Regions from separate parts of the Homo sapiens genome. Here all the other regions are linked to region 1. The links are chromatin contacts, found by Hi-C or POLR2A ChIA-PET in ENCODE. All regions are on one chromosome and are shown on one strand. The core of a region is the stretch at or near the end of the contact, and the rest is flanking DNA. Distances in the headings are between cores, read along the strand shown. Region 1 overlaps LOC107984867 (a long non-coding RNA gene). Region 2 overlaps CNOT1 (CCR4-NOT transcription complex subunit 1). Region 3 overlaps CNOT1 (CCR4-NOT transcription complex subunit 1).

Evidence for each region. A loop is a pair of places that touch in the nucleus more often than their neighbours do. ChIA-PET counts read pairs that join two places held with the same protein, here RNA polymerase II (POLR2A). Pooled maps may share reads with other maps.
Region 2: a loop to region 1 is called in a map of CD8-positive, alpha-beta T cell, with 2.9 times the contacts of the local background. The contact joins two enhancer-like sites. A Hi-C loop is called at or near these places in 1 of 168 maps with a recorded cell type or tissue (CD8-positive, alpha-beta T cell), 4 of 37 single-sample maps with no recorded cell type and 8 of 50 pooled maps. POLR2A ChIA-PET finds 5 or more read pairs at or near these places in 2 of 52 experiments (H1 and OCI-LY7).
Region 3: a pooled map shows a loop between it and region 1 (3-fold over the local background). The contact joins two enhancer-like sites. A Hi-C loop is called at or near these places in 4 of 50 pooled maps. POLR2A ChIA-PET finds 5 or more read pairs at or near these places in 4 of 52 experiments (A549, GM12878, activated T-cell and 1 more).

What each region holds. Positions count from the first base shown.
Region 1 is chr16:58,754,708-58,757,560 of GRCh38, forward strand. LOC107984867 (a long non-coding RNA gene) reads left to right here. Exons shown (of 3, transcript XR_001752227.2): 2 at 1,269-1,471. Among named protein-coding and RNA genes, the nearest start is that of GOT2, 22 kb to the left of the region's middle. RefSeq lists a silencer at 1,698-1,992. Within about 2 kb of position 1,369, at least 2 of the 41 ENCODE cell types and tissues checked have a DNase peak (open chromatin) inside an H3K27ac peak, as active enhancers do.
Region 2 is chr16:58,582,311-58,585,010 of GRCh38, forward strand. It overlaps CNOT1 (CCR4-NOT transcription complex subunit 1), which reads right to left. Exons shown (of 49, transcript NM_016284.5): 9 at 746-872; 10 at 483-593. Among named protein-coding and RNA genes, the nearest start is that of SNORA50A, 24 kb to the left of the region's middle. Within about 2 kb of position 1,286, at least 2 of the 41 ENCODE cell types and tissues checked have a DNase peak (open chromatin) inside an H3K27ac peak, as active enhancers do.
Region 3 is chr16:58,532,823-58,535,579 of GRCh38, forward strand. It overlaps CNOT1 (CCR4-NOT transcription complex subunit 1), which reads right to left. Exons shown (of 49, transcript NM_016284.5): 40 at 1,325-1,573. Among named protein-coding and RNA genes, the nearest start is that of SNORA46, 14 kb to the right of the region's middle. Within about 2 kb of position 1,471, at least 6 of the 41 ENCODE cell types and tissues checked have a DNase peak (open chromatin) inside an H3K27ac peak, as active enhancers do.

The sequences.
Region 1 (2,853 bases), core at 119-2,618:
TGGCCTCACCAGGCCACCTATTTCATTGTGAGACAGTGTTGGGTGTGACAGTGCTCTACCTTATGGTGAGATAAACTCTATCTGTACCTTCTATTCATAGGCCTGTATCTGATCATTAGAGCCAGGAGAAAAAAAGAAACAAAACCCTGCCTATTTGAATACAGGTGTTAGTGTTTTAATAATCTCTTCTTTAGCCCATGGCATGAGAAACAGCTGAGGACCTGGGGCTATCTGGTCTGTAGCCCCTGCCCTCCTAATCTCTCTTCTCTGGCTAACAAAACATTAAAATGTCGTGATAAGAATTTAGAACCACATCGCTGCTGCTTGTTTGGTTTAAAAAAAATTAAATTAAAAAAATATAAAAAAGAATTTAGCACCACAGGAGATGTCTGACCTAGGCAAGTAGAGTGAGATGATCACTTCCATTGTTTTGAACTTTATCCTTTTATTAATACAACTCAAGCACATATTGGTGTGTTGATGATAATGGCCTGTGGCCAGCAGTAGCATATGTGAAAAAGGAATCCTGGCCGGGCGTTTTTTACAGGCATGGTGGCTCATGCCTGTAATCCTAGCACTAGCACTTTGGGAGGCTGATGTGGGTGGATTGCTTGAGGTTAGGAGTTTGAGACCAACCGGACCAACATGGTGAAACCCTGTCTCTACTAAAAATACAAAAGTTAGCTGGGTGTGGTGGTGGCAGGCTCCTATAATCCCAGCTACTTGGGAGGCTGAGGCATGAGAATTGCTTGAACCTTGGAGGTGGAGGTTGCAGTGAGCTGAGATCGCACCACTGCACTTCAGCCTGAGCGACAAAGCGAGATTCTGTCTCAAAAACAAACCACCAAACAACAACAAAAAACCCCTAAGAGTGCACAGTTTATTTATTAACCTTTTTGAGAATGTGGCAATTTTTATATAATTTTTAAAAAGTATATGTGGTGTTGAGGCATTTTAGGCACTATTGTGATTACAGAAAACGCCATTTTATGCAATACCTTTGAGAATTCACGTTGACTAGAATTCGATGTTCCACTCAGCTATGGCTTGTCTTTGGTAGGACAATTACTATTTAGCACTTGGCAAAATTCTTGGTGTAATTTGACTGGATTATTGGTAAAAAGAAGAAAAATTGCAAGTGACACTAAATTCTTCTCAGATAACTGGACATTCTTGGTTTTCCAGTATTTTAGAAAATGCTGGAGCAGGAGAAAGAATGGGGTTTGGAATTAGACACATTTGGCTTTGAATCTCTTTTCTACCACTAGGTAATTGTATGACAATGGAGAGGTGATTACTGCGCTGAAAATCAGTTTCCTGAAGTGAAAAAGGGAATCAAGTTACGTCACAGAGCCTGGTGTGAGCGGCGCTCTGTCAACACCAGCTCTTCATGGGTTGTGGTTTCCTCCAGTTCCTGGATGTGTGGAGTTCATCCTCCACTGACTGGCGCCCCGGTTGACAATGAGGTCTGGTAAGTCCTGCCACTAAAACTGTTATTGAATGTGCTCGATCTCCAGTGACTTCTGTGTTTAAAATAGGAAGTAAGGAACAGATAGATGCAAGATCCCTCTGAACCTTGAGATCTGGTAGTTCAGGAGCGTTTTCTCAGCTTGGACATCTTGTGCAGGGTGGTTATGTGCATGTGTATGTGTGCGTATGTATAATAGGCACAGCTGTGTGGAAGATAACAGGACTCTTGAAGTGAATGAGGGCGGGAGTGTGTACCTGTTGTTGCATGGGGAGGACGGCCCCTGACCAGGAGATGTTTTCGGATGCAGCCCCTGCCCCTACCAACAGTTCTCAGGGCCCTCTAGTATTCTGTGAGCTTATTGCGAGGTGTTACGGAGGTGGCCTCGGCTGGTTGTAGCATCTCTAGGCAGCGGCTGCCATCTCGTGGTAGAAGTCTCAGGATGCTTCCTGCAGAATGATGGCTTCAAGGGCTGAGCCTTTTATCTGGCTTCTCAGCAGGCCAGATTCTGCTTTTCAAAGAGAATTAGGTGATTGCACCAGAAAGCAATTTAAAAATTGTATAAACTGAACAAAGGTAGATGTATTCTGGAGTAAAATGTATGTCATGTTTATTTGTTTATTTTTATTTTTATTTTTTTTGAGATGGGATTTTGCTTTTGTCCCCCAGGCTGGAGTGCAATGGTGAGATCTCAGCTCATTGCAACCTCTGCCTCCTGGGTTCAAGCGATTCTCCTGCCTCAGCTTTTCGAGTAGTTGGGATTACAGGTGCCCACCCCAATACCCGGCTAATTTTTTTGTATTTTTTAGTAGAGTGGGGGTTTACCATGTTGGCCAGGCTGATCTCAAACTCCTGACCTCTGATCCACCTGCCTTGGCCTCCCAAAGTACTAGAATTATAGGCATGAGCCACCGTGCCCGGCCCTGTCGTATTTATTTTTAACTTTATAGAAACTTTACACAATGCCAAGCCACTTAAGGTCATCTATCCAAGCCCTTGATAAACCCGTTCACTCTGCTCTACATTGTTTACTTAGGGAAAAAAATCCAGATCTTTATAACATAGACTTTTATACTTACTGAACCAAAAAAGGTCCACATCCACTCTCCTGTTTACATTTTTAAATTTAGAAATGCTAACATGGGTATGTGTTAATTGGTAAGGGCATAAGATAAAACGAAAAGAAGAAAACATCTTCTCACATCCTCTCTCTCCAAAGGGAACTAATATAAATGGTTCCTTCTCATTTTTTTAAAATTTGTTTTTATTATTTATTTTTTTTGAGACGGAGTCTCCCTCTGTCACCCAGGCTGAGTGCAGTGGCACAATCTCGGCTCACTGCAACTTCCACCTCCTGGGTTCAAGCGATCCTCCTCCATCAGCTT
Region 2 (2,700 bases), core at 36-2,535, 170 kb before region 1:
AAAGTTCCATTCTAGGCCAGGTACAATGGCTCACGCTTGTAATCCCAACGCTTTGCTCCCAAAGGTGGGAGGATCACTAACTAGAGCCCAGGAGTTAAAGTCCAATATGGGCAACACAGCAAAAGGAAAAATAAATAGAGTTCAATTCCTTTATGTCTTATTTAAGCCCTTCAATATTTTAGTAGAGGTACTTTATTTTTTATTCAGTTTGCAACCGAAGTAGAAGTGGCAAGATAATTATGATTTTCACTGTTCTTATCCACCATAAACAAGAGTAACTTAGAAGTAGCACCCCAAATTACAAGGTAACAACCCTAATGAAAAAATTTAAATTTGGTTACGTACTGCCTGCAGTACACAATTAACTTGGACACTTTATTACTTTTTGAGTTAACGAAGGTGGAAAATTCTTAAAAATTTGCTTTCTTTGGACTATATCATTCAAATACCACAAATCAAAAATCATCATCACATATACTCACCAGTTCTTTAAGAACGTCAATCAAGACTTCTACATTCCATGTGTGTGCCTGTGCTCCATCACTTTTATCTTTCCCATCACTCCAGATCCCACTGCCCGGAGCAGAAATACTCTGTAGAAGTAAAACTTGAATTAAACAAACCCAACTACTCCATGTGTTCACTTCTGGTCGATAGAACAATCAATCATACTGTAATTTAATTAAAAAAAAATAAAGAGGACAGGACATTAACTCACTTGGTAAAATAGCTGAATTCAACACACCTGTAATGGAATGCCATCTGTTAATCCTGAATGAGTTCGAGCCATCATTCCCAAAACCCTTGCAACCTGGGCAGCTGTGACCTCCCGAACACCAAACTGCACGATTATATTGCGACATTCTTCAATACTGAAACAGAAATATAACTTCAGAAAAATGCTACCAGCCTCAACACCGAGATTGAGAAATTCTGGCATTAAATGAACCTTGTTTGAAAGCCTTAGTTTTACTAAATAAAACAGGCAGAGCAGTAAGTGTTATTTCTTGTTACATTTATACAGCTAGGAATGTAAAAACCATCTACTTCAGTAAGAAAATGGCAAAAGTCATTATTCTAAGTAACTCGGGAATGGAAAACCAAATATTGTATGTTCTCACTTGTTAGATGGGAGATAAGCTATGAGGATGCAAAGGCATAAGAATGATACAATGCAGTGGGCTCCCAAACCCCCTGCCATGGACTGTTATCAGTCTGTGGCCTGTTAGAAATCATCCACACAGCAGGAGGTGAGCAAGTATTTCCGCTTGGGCTCCACTTCCTGTGGAGTACAAGAGTACTGGAGTACAATGGCACAATCTTGGCTCACTGCAACCTCTGCCTCAGCCTCCCAAATAGCTGGGATTACAAGCATGCACCACCACGCATGGCTAATTTTTGTATTTTTAGTGGAGATGGGGTTTCACCACATTGGCCAGGCTGATCTCAAACTCCTGGCCTCAAGTGATCCACCCACCTCAGCCTCCCAAAGTGCTGGGATTACAGGCATGAGCCACAATGCCCAGCCTGAAAATTTTTTTAAAACAGGCAAACAATTTTAAAAAATCAGTGTAAGAGCCGGGTGTGGTGGCTCACGCCTGTAATCCCAGCACTTTGGGAGTCTGAGGCGGGTGGATCACGAGGTCAGGAGATCAAGACCATCCTGGCTAACACAGTGAAACCCCATCTCTACTAAAAATACAAAGAATTATCTAGGCATGGTGGCGCTCACCTGTAGTCCCAGCTGCTCAGGAGGCTGAGGCAGGAAAATCACTTGAACCTGGGAGGTGGAGGTTGCAGTGAGCTAAGATTGTGCCACTGCACTCCAGCCTGGGCAACAGAGCAACACTCCGTCTCAAAAAAAAAAAAAAAATTCAGTGGAAGAAAATAAGACTCATGAGTAATGCTCTCTTTCACAATAACAAAATTATCTTCAATCTTCTTTAAGATTTTAACATCCAAAGTGAGTTTTATTATTCTGATATGTACACAGCCTTGAAAATCCATCCTAACTTTTTTTTGTTAGTCTCGCTTTTTTTTGACGAAGTCTCGCTTTGTTGCCCAGGCTAGAGTGCAGTGGCACGATCTTGGCTCACTGCAATCTCCACCTCCTGGGTTCAAGTGATTCTCCTGCCTCAGCCTCCTGAGTAGCTGGGATTATAGGCACGTGCCACCACACCTAGCTAATTTTTGTATTTTTAGTATAGACAGGGTCTTCACCATGTTGGTCAGGCTGGTCTTGAACTCCTGACATCAGGTGATCCGCCCACCTCGGCCTCCCAAAGTGCTGGGATTACAGGTATGAGCCACCGTGCCCAGCCTGCATCCTAACTTTTCACTATGCATCTTATTCAGTTTGATTAACAAAAATTATATGCCAGGCACAAGTACAACACTCACAAATGCACTATTTCAAACCTCAGTGAGAATGTGATTTGTCTGAGAGTTTTTAAAACATAAGGATTTTTAAGTCAAAGCAAAGCACATTAATCCCCTTAATAATTTGCTTTTAGAAAAATATTAATAATCCAGTGTATCACAGTCTTAAGTGCTACTAACAGTGTGAAACAATATCCTTTGGTGCCCTAAGCAAGTGAGAAAAATACGCAAGAGGCAGAAAAGGAAGGAAGCCACAGAAGAAGGCAGAATGAAGAAATTAGAGGGGTGGGGGTCAGAGAGGAGAAAATTAGTCACATTAAG
Region 3 (2,757 bases), core at 221-2,720, 220 kb before region 1:
TCCACTTGACTTGCCCACTGAACAGTGAGGGGCTTGAAGAACACATCTCTAATTTCCCAAATCCAAAATCACAGTCCATTTTTACAAGTATTTTTGCATTGTTTTAATATTCAAATTTCCAGGAACTCCACTGTGTAAATCAAGCCAATGACTAATATCACTCATGTACTTGAGTTGCCAATCTATCAGCAGGAGGCACGTCTAGCCACCCACTCACAGTGATTCTGTATATGGGGCAAATTCATACTACCAAGCATTAACATACTGAAATACATTATGATCTCTTTTTGTATTTCGGTTAAGGCACTATATTCTAAGACAGAGCGGGTATGTTTACATATTATTTACAAATTTAATTTCAGGACAGAAAAGAGACATTAACAAAATGTTTGGGGGAAGGGTTGGCCTCAATAGGGTTAAGAACCACTTATGTGGCCAGGCATGGTGGCTCATGCCTGTAATCCCAGCACTTTGGGAAGTCGAGGCAGGCGGGTCACTTGAGGGACCCAATAGGGTTAAGAACCACTGACGTGGCCGGGCGCTGTGGCTCACGCCTATAATCCCAGCACTTTGGGAGGCTGAGGCAGGCGGATCACAAGGTTGGGAGAGCGAGACCATCCTGGCTAACATGGTGAAACCCTGTCTCTACTAAAAATATAAAAAATTAGCCGGGCGCGGTGGCGGGTGCCTGTAGTCCCAGCTACTCGGGAGGCTGAGGCAGGAGAATGGCGTGAATCTGGGAGGCGGAGCTTGCAGGAGCTGAGATCCCGCCACTGCACTCCAGCCTGGGTGACAGAGTGAGACTCCGTCTCAAAACAACAGAAAACAAACAAAACAAAAAATACAAGAAAAATTAGCCGGGCATGTTGGCAAGTGCCTGTAGTCCCAGCTACTCACGAGGCTGAGGTAGGAGAACGGTGTGAACCTAGGAGGCGGAGTTTGCAGTAAGCCGAGATTGCACCACTGCACTCCAGTCTGGGCGACAGAGCGAGACTCCATCTCAAATAAAAAGAAACCACTGATGTGGCCAGGCATGGTGGTTCATGCCTGTAATCCCAGCACTACGGGAAGCCAAGGCAGGTGGATCACTCGAGGCCAGAAGTTTGAGACCAGCTTGGGCAACATGGTAAGACTCTACTAAAAATAGAAAAGCTCCAGGAATCGTGGCTCATGCCTGTATTCCCAGCTACTTCGGAGGCACTCCAGCCTGGGTGACAGAGTGAGACTCTCTCAAAGAAACAATATAAAAAATAATAATAATAAATAAATAAATAAAACACCCCACTGATGTAGACCAAGACTAAGGCAAGAAAGGATTTCAGACCTTGTTCAGCAGATTAATCTTTGTGACAGTGTTGGTGGCCTCCCCTGAGTGTTTCACGAGCAGTGCAATGAGTCGAACAAAGGCATCCAGGTTGTGATAGCACTTGGCTCGGATCATGGTGGGATTGGCAGCAGGATTGTGCTGCTGCTCAGCCTGAGCACGGTAACTGATTTCAACACACATTTCAGTACACAGACGAAAGAACCTTGTTATGAGATCATCGGTCTTCAGTATTCCTTGCTGGTGCATCTACAACAGGAACAAAAAATAAAGACACAATGAGGTAACACACACAAATAAACTTCATATACCTTTAATTTTCAGGCTTAAGAGATATTCTCATTTGTTCCTACTGTCATATTTCTAATTCTTACATTGTAATAAATGTATTATCAGAATTATTTTCCCATTAAGGTGCCATGACAGAATTCCTCCAGTTTTAAGTTTAATGTAGAACAGGGAAGATGGAAACTGACAGACAGATTATCATGGCAATTTTGAACAGTAGGTCCCCACCAAATAATGTGAAAAATTAACCATGCAAATAAAACAAACTGTTCGTTAACTGTAAGTCATGTTAAGACATTGTGGACTCCAAGGAGAAGACTAAATTGCACATATTTTACTTTCTCACAGAATTTAAGGTAATTTACTTCTGAAGGATTTGAAGATAATTTCCTCAAACTGAATTAACCAATAACAAAGATTTTAAAACTCCAACAAGCTACCCCCAGAAAAATCAATAATTTGTACAACAGGTAAGTACCAAATGGAAATACAAATCTGATCTAGGTATTTTAATGTAATAAAATGTTACATTAAGTTAAAATAATGTGGGAAACACAAGTTTATTTAAAAGAAAGGAAAAATTAGAAACTATATGACATATGAACTAGAAGTGAAGCACAGTGGGAATGTTATTTGGCTAGTTCCCCTCAACCCTTTAAACAAACAAACAAAAAAAGACAACAGTAAAATATGCATTAAGGCTACAGAGGAAGAACAGTTCACTACTTACTAAACACAGAAACCAAGTTCCGAAAAAAAAAACTTCAAGGTTATCTTGAAATTTTTGAAACAACTTAACTGTTCCTGATAAGCAGTAAAGACAACTGAACTGGTTGGACTACGATAATACTGTACCCTGCTGGGACAGAATGCCAGCATGGCAAAGGGACTTTTTGTCTACACTGGTATCTGTAAAACTAACAGAGAGTGAGGAATATTAGGACTGAGTACTATGGTCAAGGAGGAGCGCAAGAAGGAAAGAATTTTCAAAAGGATACAAAACAGCACAGAAAAGTATAATACACTATCTTTTTCAAGAGAAAGATGAAATGAGAGCAAATAAGCCAGCAGGAAGGGCTGAGACAGGTGCCACATCCATACCCACGAAATAGCAATGATCAGAAAGACCAATGGATTCCAATTTC